2 separate regions of the Homo sapiens genome follow, and region 1 is linked to region 2. A link is a contact called in ENCODE Hi-C or POLR2A ChIA-PET data. All regions are on one chromosome and are shown on one strand. Each heading gives the region's core, a stretch centred on a gene start or an enhancer-like site at or near the end of the contact. The rest is flanking DNA. Distances are from core to core; before and after follow the strand shown.

Region 1 (5,880 bases), core at 1,815-4,314, 180 kb after region 2:
AATATGAATTAAGAAAAATATTCAGTTGTCCTATAAGAGAGTGTACTGTATTTTTGGAAGAAGCCTGAACCAAGTCTGATAAATTAAGTGGGGGATCAGGCTGAGTAATATTCTTTTGGGTCCAAAAAGAGGTGTGATAATAAAGATGTTGATTCTTTGGCCCATAAAACGATTCTGAAGATAATTCCAAAAGAGTCTGAAAATGTTTTGCTCAATTAAAGTAGGGCTAGAAAAACTGGACTGCTTCCCATGGGACCAGATTTATTTGGTCATATAAGTTCTTGTATGGAGTGTTTTCATTTTCTCTTTGTCTCATTATTTTCAAGTCACATGGGATAAGGCAATTATCCTTTTACTAAACATATTCCATTTCCTAAAGAGCAAGTCTCTGAAAAGTTATTGTCGTTTTTCCCCTCATGCTTTCTTTCCTCAGTAACTGTCTTGACATGTTCAAGAAATATTTTATTATCAGAAGGGTGATTTTGCTTATTTCCAAAGAGGGAAGCAATTTGCTACACTTTAATTTAAACCTACCCTTAAATCCAAGGAATGTTTGGCTCATGAAAGGGAAAACAAGGTCCAGAATCTATTAACTTGTGATCCACAGCCTTCAAAGCAATTTACATTCAGTATACATTTGAGTTCATTTAGCTGTCAGAGTAAAGTCTAAATCCTCTGGGTATCTTGCTAGTAAAAAAGTATACTCAGACCAAAACTAGGTCACAAAATGTGTTACAATGACAATGTGTTTCACTCTTCCAACATTTTGAGAAATTTCCAAGGAATCACAAAAAAGAAAACTTCCTGAAAGAAGTAACTTCATACCTTAAATCACATCCTAGATAAGCCCTGTCCCAGTATGGATTAAGGGCATCATTAAAACAATAGAAGAGAACTAACTGTGCCACAGCACACATTCAGTCGTGCTATTTCTTCCAAGTCTAAATCTTCCAAGTCTAAATCAATAAGCCTATCTGTGTTTAAATGTCCTTCAAAGATTTTAATATCCAGATAGTTTAATTTAACCAGTTTTTCTTGTGTCAGAATTTTATAGATTTTTACATTATGCATTTTGAATTAGTTTATACAAAGGTTTGATCTAAGCATTAGCCTATTAAGTACATCTCTGTTAATGTCATTTACTAGTGTTTCTTAGCTGTTACTAGGAGGTCATTCTACTAAAGCCACCTTCTTGTCCTACATTTAAGTGTTATTTGAGCATAAGGTCACTCTCTGAAGAATATCCACTGAAACTAAGATGGAAAGTTGTAAACACAGAGCAATGCTACCTAAATGGAGGACAAAGGTAACACCACCAGCAGCTGAAATTAACTTGGAGAAAAAAAAAAAAAAACTCATCCAAAAAAAAAATTTCACTTAGCATGCATGTATCAGTTTTTTTTTCTGTAATGAGCAACAGATTTTTTGAAAAATATAACCCTAGGAATAAATATATATTTATACAATTTTTTAAAAGTTATAGACATATGGATATTTAATCACTACCTTCTTGGTTTGCATTTCTTTGTTTCAAGTAAAAGAAAAAGCAAAATTGACAAATTAGCAGATAACAAGTAGCTCTATGAGATCATAGTTTTTACTGACTTGTTTCAAGATACAAAAATGATAACAAACCAGATAGTTTAGACAGACTCTTAGTCTTTTAAATCATTCTCATAGAATAATTTGAGAGAAAATAATATTTTATAAGTTGCTACGTGCATAAATATTGTTTATTTATCCTAAACATTGTTTCTTCAGTCTTGGATATTCCACATCTCTTTTCTACATTGTAAAGATATACAGTCTATTTCCCTTTTACAATTGAAAGGGAAAACTGAGTTGGTAAGAGTAGGATATTTTCCCCTTAACTGTAAACACATTATTTTTTATTCAAAAGAAAATGATCTCTGTATCAAAATTCAAAAAAAACCCTCAAAGTCTATAATTTATATTTTAGTAACTGTTTAATCATAGAGGTAAATAAACAGGGCACTTTAAAATATTCCACTTATACCAGTTAAACTTTTTTTTAAATACCACTATCAAGTCATGTGCCAAAAATTTATCTCCAGGAGGTTAGCTTTTAGTCAGAGAAGTTATATCAATGAACAGACAGAAAAGTATCCATAAGCAGGACATGAGACAGGTAACATGGTATCCCCTGAACTGAACTGATGGACAAACTCTAAGATGGAAATAGGGAAAACCAAAATGTGGGGATGAGGATGATCTACCAATAGAAAAGGCCCAAGAGACTATGACCACCCCACATCGAACAGACTAGGCTGTGATGACAACTAAACGGTACTTTTACAAAAAGTATGTATGTTATCTATAGAAAAGCAAACTCTGGAAAGACACAACTGGCAGCATGGCTCAACCCTGTCATAGGTGAGAGTTTGTGAATGAAACTTCCTCTCCTACAGCCAAAATGGATGCAACTGGCACCAGAGCTTGAGGCTATCAGACATTAATCTCATCAGCTAACTCCCCTCTCCAGGTTCCATGTCCACAATGCAAGTATCCTACTATAACCTGGCTTTCCCACAGACAAGCATGCAAGGGAGACAATGATTTGGCTGGCAGATGCAAGCATACTTGACATGTACAGTTTTTACTGGAAAAGAATGCATTAACATTTTTGTTCAAACCTCAGTTTTCTTGTGAGGTCGGGATGAGTCTGTCAACCTTGGACTCCCAAACCCTCTATATATACTAATGAAATTGGGCTTCTAGGCATTTAGTGCCAGGTGGATACTGGAACATGGCAACCACATCACAGAATTGGCTCCCTATGTTTGGGCAGCCAGCCATTGTTCTGACTGCCTCTTAAAAAGGCCCTGGCCCTCAGACATACCTTTTCTTCACACTGTAGCATAATGTTTCTGCATTTTGACTTTAACTCCTACAACTTTTAACCTATAAGAATAAAGATCAGGACTACCCTGGTTTGTTAGAAGAACTTCTAAAGAAATCAACTCTTTGGGCAGCACAGATGAGCACTTTTGAAAAGGCTAATTGTTAGTTTGGTTTATACTGAATTGTTTTGGTTATGAATTGCCTCATGGGATGGGAAATCCCCTGCAGGGCCTTGTCAAACACCTCCTCACTCTCCACGGAAAATCAGCCAGACAACAACGGGATCTTGGACACCTTCGATGTGTTAACACTGGAGGTGCTCCAGTGAGCAAAACTGTCCCCTCTGGAAGTTACTGGAATCACTATCCTGGGAGCCACTATAACAGATGACTCTACTTTTCTCAAGTGTGCTAGGGTGGAAATTAAATTGAAAATGACTCGTCCTGAATGATGACTTGACTTTTCAAGTGAATTTTGTCAACACTGTTAGAGAATTTTGTTCCTGGCTTTAGCCATACAAAGCCCAAATTTGTCCAATTCATCTGATGTAAGACTAAACAAAGGCATTAATGAATAAAAAGCAGAAAAAAAACAGTGCCAAAATCTTTGTATATTTTAGTGCATAATACATTTATCTTCTTCTAGGCAAATGGCATGCAACTTGTTTCTAATTCAAAGAAAGATAATGGAAAAAAACTGTTTACAGTAGAATAATGTTTAATAATTCATAGCTTGATGATCTAATGAAATTACTTTAAAATGCCAAATGTCAAAATGCTTTATCAAATCTCTTCTTTTGCATTTCAACTCTAAGTTAACATTTTGATGAAAAAGGAATTCAACAAATATTAACTGTGTTTTAGGAAGGATTTGCCCAACTTTTGCTAAGCCCAGTTAGCACACTAATTTTTATAGATCTGCTATATAAGAGAGTTCTTACTTTTTATAAAATGTCACCCTAACAATTTTTTAATGTCTACATATCAGTGAATAAATCCACTCTTATTGATGAATGAGGGAGAGTCTCTCTGTTGCTAAGGGAACCCAAGTGTGCTGACCACTTTAAAGTCTTCCACAGGCTTGGGTCCCTCTTAGGACAGCCAATCCCTCTGCTTCCTCCTCTTCAACATCTAGCTCTTCCTTCTCCTGCCCTCTCTTCCTAACTCCAGACACTTCCTCAGCCTTTACTTAGGGCTCCCAATTCCTCCCTGCTTCACACAAATGTCCTTTTCTTGTAATAGAAGATCAAAGCTATTGTCTTCTTCTATATGGATCTTCTGTCCCTCATGATTCACAGGAAAGTGTCCTCCTCTTCAAGACGAACCCTATTCCTCCTGAACTGTGCCTCTCCACAATATGCTAAATCTGCAATTCATCAGCTTTTATTCCCTTTCATTCAATTCCCCTTTAAGTGTTCCCCTCCTGGCTCCTTCTAATACACTTCCCTATTTCCTCATAACAACAAAAATGTTTAACTGTGCCTATCTCTATCAGATTGTCATTCTGCCAGCCACATTCCATGTCCCCCAATTTACTGAATGACAGTCTACACTTTGTGCTACAGTTTCTACACTTTGTGCTACACTTTCTCACTCCTTAGTTATCTATTACCAGGTTTCCCCTCTTTCTCTTCCAGCGAGATCTGTCTCTCAAATGGATAGCAGTAATTCCCCACTACTGGATGCAGTCTTTAGGCTCTTCCACCTCTTGGACGCACCTCAGATACCAGAATGAGATGCCTACTCCTCCCCGAAACTCTCCCCTCCCATGGCTTCCCTGAGAGTTTTCTTTTACTTCTCCCTCTACTTCTCTTGTGTCTGCTTTTCTCTCTGCCCCCTTTTTTCTCCTTCAATCCTAAATGCAGAGTCTCAAGTTTCCATAGTCTTTTTTTTTTTCACTTAAAATACAGGATTTCTTGCTCATTCATCTATTTAATATACAGGGTCCTATTTGCCAGTGACCCTGAAGATCTACTACAGACAGCAACTGTGTCAGAGGCAATTTTGAACCGCCTGTGCTGTGAAGGTTGGCATGGGTGAACAAGTCACTTAGCTGGTGACAGCCTAGTCATGTGCTCAGTAACCACACTGGGGCATTCGTGATTTTCTCCTTATTGTGGGACAAATTATATGCAAAAGTGATATTCCAAATGTGGGGCTCAAAAAAGATTTCTATACATCTCCTTTAAGAATGCCACAGGTTTTCCGGATTCCTATCTGGATGGAGCTCTCAATTTCCTGAACTTTGACTATAACTCTGCCTTGGCTATTTCCTGAAAACACATGTAACTCAACATGTTCAAAACTGAGTTCATCATTGTCCCTCCAAACCTGCTCCTTCTGCTGTGAATGCTATTTCTAACAGTGACATCACCATCACTATCCTCTCACTCAAGCATAAAACCATAATTCATCTTGTTGACCCTACAGCTCTGTTCACCTACACATCTAACTAGCTACCCACATTGGCCAATTCTAGGACTTAACTATCTCTCATATGCAAACCTTCCTCTCATTTCAAGGGCACTACCCTAATTTAGGCCACCATTATTTTTTCTCTCTCCAGGGAATGGTCAATCTCCTAACCAGTTCACCTGTCTCTAGATTCCATTTCAGGCCGCTTTACCCTCTGCTATGATTCTGACCCTATCGATTGGGCATTATCTCCATTCCTCCTCTTCTCCTCACACTGTGGTTAACTCAGCACCTCAGGTTCGTCTGCCATACGTGATGTCATTCATCTCCATGTATACGATGTGTCTGTTTCTTTTCACATCGTTCTTCTCTTGTTTGGAGCCTCATTTTCTTGCTCCTGCAAATTAAACTTAATTTTGTCTTCTGAACTGGCCTAGAATTGTGTCTGTATCTCTGAATGGTCACGATAGCTTTATTCTTTGTATTACAGTAATTGGCACAGGTACACACACACTTTCTCTCTCCCCACTAGGTTATAAACTCACTTAAAGCAGAGATTAAGGAATACACAATCTGACCCACTGTGTAGTCCCTATAGTAGGTG
Region 2 (5,223 bases), core at 1,335-3,834:
ATGATTTTATGATGCTCATCCAACATGGTTTATTAACATATCAATTTGGTTGCATTTTTGGTTAAAGAGCAATTCCCTACATATTAAATATATACATTAGAATCAGAAGGAAAAATGAGGCTAAAACGTGCTAGTCCTGCATTATACAAACATGATTTTATAAAAGGAAGTCTGTGGTATTCCAAAGTGAGCAAACAGTAAATTAAAAGACTATTATTTATATTTCCCCTGAAAACCATTCTGGGATCAGAAATGTGGAAAGAACAGCAAGTGATAAGCACAGGCTTCGGAAATAGGCAGATTTGGGTTCAAATCCTGCACCTGCCACTTACTGGCAGGTAAGGACAAATTACTTAACATCTATGACCCTTAGTGTCTTTATGTATACAATGATAATAACTTACAGTTGTAATGAGGATCAGTTATACTTTATTTGAATTTATAGTAATATATAAATTTATAATTTAAAGTACAAAGCACAGCACCTGATATACATCACACACAGTCAATTATCAATCAATACACTGCCTACTATTATTATAATTAGAAAATGTTATTAATACAAGATGCATAGGAAATACATCACTACCACACTTAAAATATGAACTGCTTGTATCTATGTATAACTTAAGATTCTTTAAAAAATTAATGGGTCAATGGACTTACATAACTTATACATTGTATAGATATTATTTATAGTTTACATATAGGTCGTAAGTAGGTTTGAACAGAGAAAATCAGAGGATGCAGGGACTTCTTTCTCACACAGACTGTATAACTCTGAACCAAAAATAAAATCATAGTTTAGTGGACGGGGTACATAGCTATTCAAATACTGGAACAAATAATTTTAACTACAGTTAGAAATTGTGCTGGCCCACATTAGGGTCTTCTGCTTGGCCTCTACTTGTTGGGACTAAGGCCCAGGAAGAGGTGTTCTTATGAATGTACTTCCAGATTTCAGGAAGATGTGGTACAGGTCTCAAGATCTGTAGCACTTCATTTCCCCTTCCCTCACCTACACGGAGCCCAGGCCATAGACTTCAGCTGGGAAGATAACCCTGTCATCATGGCTTCTCTGCCTGGGTGTCTGGGGAAGACACTGTAATTCGGCCTCTATCAGGCATACTGAGAGAGCTACATTATTGAGGCAAAGACAGATTCATGGACATATTTACTAGAAGCAATAAATAGAAATGACAATGAGCAATATATAGATTTGTTCAATAGTACAGCCTACAATAGAAGTAAAAAGAAAAAAACCAAAAATACCACTATTAATTATGAAAAGAAATGCACGTGTAAGTGTCTGGATACAATGGGACAGGGCAGAGGAGGGAATGAAAAATGCTTGTTAGAGAGCTTTAAAAATTTCCTTTCATTCCTTTTTAGTTGTCAGGTCTATGTGTATCAATATTTTTGTGTATATTCACCAGTCAGCTAGAAATTGATTATATTAATAACTCCTAGAAATATTTAAAATCTTTTTTATTTGTGGCTTTGAATGTATCTACATCTAATTACATCTTGCAAGTATATGATCAACTGAATGCCAAAAGCCTTCAGAGGAACAGCACATCTCTGTTTGTATGTGTGTACATATACAAATAACTTTATATAATTTTATATAAAATTTTAAACAAACACATAACTATATATATAAAACTTTAAGTCTATCACCTCCTCTGATTCCTGTAATAATTTCCTAAGACATGTAAGTCAGGTGTTATTAGTCTCATTTTATAGATGGGGAAATTGAGAATGAGGAATAAAATGAACTGCCAAAGTCACAGATAGCAAGCTCAGTCACAGAGTCCAGAGTGAGTTCCGTTCTCTCTATTCCAATATTTTATTTCCATTTAGCTATGACATCATTCTTAAAAATGCTCTAAGATGTCACAGGCTAAAACTATTGTTTCACTTTTAATACTTGCTATTACTTGAAGGCTTAAATCTTCCTAAACACAGAAATGTTTTTCCCTTTAAGAGTATGTGAACATGGACCAGGTGGGGTGGCTGTAATCCCAGCAGTTTGGAAGGCCGAGGCAAGTGGACCACTTGACCCCAGGAGTTCAAGACCAGCCTGGGCAACATGGTGAAACTCCATCTCTATAAAAAATATAAAAATTAGCTGGTTGTGGTGCCCTGTGCCTGTAGTCCCAGCTACTTGGGAGGCTTAGATAGGAGGATTACTTGAGCTCGGAAGGCCAAGGCTTCAGTGAGCCAAGATCGCACCACTGTACTCCAGCCTGGACAACAGGGCAAGACCTTGTCTCCAAAGAAAAAAATAAAAAAGAGTATGTGAATATGGCTTTCCTTAAAAAAAATTTGGTTTCATGTCCAGAATGAACTTTTATGGCCCAAATATGTGTTGTGAAATTCTGATAGGTCCATTAAAAATGCTTGCACTTAATTCCACTATTTGGACTGCTGAATATAAGCCTTAAAAGTTGACATTTATATTGGCAAGCCCAACAGGGCACAAAATCTATAAATGGCAGTGATGGAGGAGACAGAAATATTTTTTCAAGTACTTCAGCAGTGACGCTAGGGTGCAGCATTGTCCCTTTTCTCTGGCAAGGTAATGCATTCAGAGGAAACAGAACATAATTTTGATGACACAATGCCAGAAACCACAAAGTAAAATCTAAAGGCACAAACCATAGAACTCTACAGCTTCTTTGCTGTTGGCAACCTACGATTGTCAGGACTTTGCCAAAAGCAGAACTGGCTTTTCTTTGGAAGCAGGTCAAACATGCCGGTCAAATGTTCCTTCTGGTCCATTTCACTGGCCTCATGTACTAAGGGGGCACTAACAATGTTAACAAGATTGCAGACATCAGTGCTGGAGGTAGACACAACTGTCAGGTAGTATAAATAAGGGAAAGAAGGTGATGGCTTTCAAGTCCTGGCAAGCTGACTTTAGTCAAGATTCTCTTTCCTTTTAACAGAAGGTCATCAGTATGTCTGCTTTCCCTAGTTTCCTCTTTATGATCACATGCACACAAAATATATTCAACAGTCATGGGGAAAAATAGATGGGAGTTCATCGAGTGATTAAATAACTTGCCATTCAGAAGCAGGGGTAACATGAAGGCTTTGTGTTGAATTTATCCACTGTACAGAGTGGTCAGTAGTAGGAGCAGTAGCATCACCTGCCCTGGACCCAGGAAGCCCCCAGGCATAAAAAACTAGCAAATGTTATTCAGGCCTTAAAGCTACTATGTTCTGACTCAGCAGTAGCACTGGCATTAACAGAAGTCTAGCTGCTTCTAGTCACTAAAAGAACAAAATCAGGTTCCAGTTTTATTAACTGTTTTAAGCAGTCACGCTTGAGTAGACAGTGCTGATATGAAAATCTGTTCTTTAGGGGTGGTTTTTTTTTTTTTTTCAGTCTTACAGACTTCGAATTTCATAAAAATCACTGGGATTCCTATAAAATGTCACAGACCAAAGATCAGGGCTATTTTTGGTCTAGAACTCCCACTTTTTTCCTACTCCACTCCAATTTGGATGGGCCTTTCAAACACAAAAAACCAAAAAAGGATGCCACACTGCATGCTTTGTCAGAAGAAGTGCCCCAGTTACATTCTAGAAACATGAATGCATACATGCATGAACATGCAGACATGAATGAAACTATGTAAATCATCAAGGAGCGATGTAACTGAAACCAAAGAATTTGAGCACAAGAAAGGATCTTATAGAGAATTTAAGTCAGAGTTTCATTTCTCAGATGAAGTTAAGGAAATAAAAGGTTAAATAATTAATGATGAACTCTAATAGTAACAGTAATAGATAACTTTTTAAAGTGCTTACTATGTGCCAGGCACTGTGTAAGCCCTTCACGAGGTGTTTTAAATGACTTTCTCAAAGTTGCAGAGTTATTTTGCCAAAGACTTAGGGTTCTCATTTTCTATTTTGGTGCTCCAAAGAAAAATGAGATGTGTAGCATACCATCCTTCGCCCAGGAAAACAAAACAAAACAACGCAGAACCAACCTGGGTGACCAAGGATACTCAGTGGGGACAGGAAGCTCACTGGACAAGGATGGGTACTTGGTCACCAGGCATCCCATCTCTGATGGTGGGTGCTTTTGAAATGACCACAAGCAGAAAATGTATTTGAACTAAAAGAACTGGAGCTCAGCCACACGAAGAAAGAGGAGCAGCAAAAAGATCCACACAAGCAACATACAAGCTTCCAGAGCAGAGCAGTTAGGGCTCTGCATAAAACGGCACTTCTACCATGTCTCCACTCACCACACAAATAGTAACACTGTCTGCAGCAGCTGCTTGAAGTAAGAAAGACAAGAGATAAACACATGATATGCATGTCAGAGGAAAGTCACTGTAAATGTTTTAATGCTATGGACACTGGTGTAAAATTATAATTATTACTTACTCCAAGATTTTTCCTAGTTGATCAACATCTGAACTTCCACGAAAAAGAGGCCTAAAAGAATAAAGATACATTTTAAATAAGAAATGTTCTCAGATTACATTTCAATCATATTTGCCATTATCATTGTTTCACAGGAAGCAAAATATTCTTTATGGGTTGGGAAGAAGTAAAAAAAATTGAGACATTTTTCCTTTGGTAAGTGAAGGTTTTCCCTGCATTTCATGTATGGGTTAGGATCTCTCATGAATACCTGGTGGTAGATGAATTCCATGTTTTACAATCACGGGCATTCTGTTTGCAGTCATTCTTACAACAGTGCTACCGTCAAATTCAGTTCCAGGTTTCAAAGATCTGCTTAACTTCGTGATAAGGTGGAACATACCACCATCCTAGTCTCGAACCATAAATAGGTGAGATTCTTTGATATTTCTCAGAGCACTTTTTCCATACTACTCTGCTATCAGAGTACTTCCTCATGGGTCTCTCTCCTTTCATTTGTCCTCAATGCTGCAGTGAACCACCTCTGGGTCTATTTTTCTAATTATACCACTTTTCTTCCTCCCAATATTATGGCAGCTAACCATTACAAGTTCTAAATCTTAACTCTGGGCTTTAGAGGCAATTGTGTCTGCTTCAAACACACAGCCTTCCTTGTCTACATTGAGCATTTAACTGGCAATTAAAAAAGGTCATTTTGTGACATTTCTGGCATTTCTCCAAGAAGATCAAGTAGCCCCTTGAGGGAGGAGACTTCTCTAGGTTTCCCTATAAATCCCTGCCATAGAGCTTTACTCTGACAGATGCAGTTACTAAACATTT

Evidence for each region. Hi-C counts contacts between places; a loop is a spot of excess contacts on that map. ChIA-PET counts read pairs that join two places held with the same protein, here RNA polymerase II (POLR2A). Pooled maps may share reads with other maps.
Region 1: a loop to region 2 is called in a pooled map, with 2.3 times the contacts of the local background. The contact joins two enhancer-like sites. A Hi-C loop is called at or near these places in 3 of 168 maps with a recorded cell type or tissue (PC-3, endothelial cell of umbilical vein and heart right ventricle), 11 of 37 single-sample maps with no recorded cell type and 13 of 50 pooled maps. POLR2A ChIA-PET finds 5 or more read pairs at or near these places in 7 of 52 experiments (GM12878, Panc1, activated CD4-positive, alpha-beta T cell and 3 more).

What each region holds. Positions count from the first base shown.
Region 1 is chr7:92,794,752-92,800,631 of GRCh38, forward strand. The region is part of intron 2 of CDK6 (cyclin dependent kinase 6); the gene reads right to left. Among named protein-coding and RNA genes, the nearest start is that of CDK6-AS1, 39 kb to the right of the region's middle. RefSeq lists an enhancer at 3,135-3,204. Within about 2 kb of position 3,065, at least 5 of the 41 ENCODE cell types and tissues checked have a DNase peak (open chromatin) inside an H3K27ac peak, as active enhancers do.
Region 2 is chr7:92,618,632-92,623,854 of GRCh38, forward strand. It overlaps CDK6 (cyclin dependent kinase 6), which reads right to left. Exons shown (of 8, transcript NM_001145306.2): 6 at 4,405-4,455. Among named protein-coding and RNA genes, the nearest start is that of FAM133B, 31 kb to the left of the region's middle. Within about 2 kb of position 2,585, at least 5 of the 41 ENCODE cell types and tissues checked have a DNase peak (open chromatin) inside an H3K27ac peak, as active enhancers do.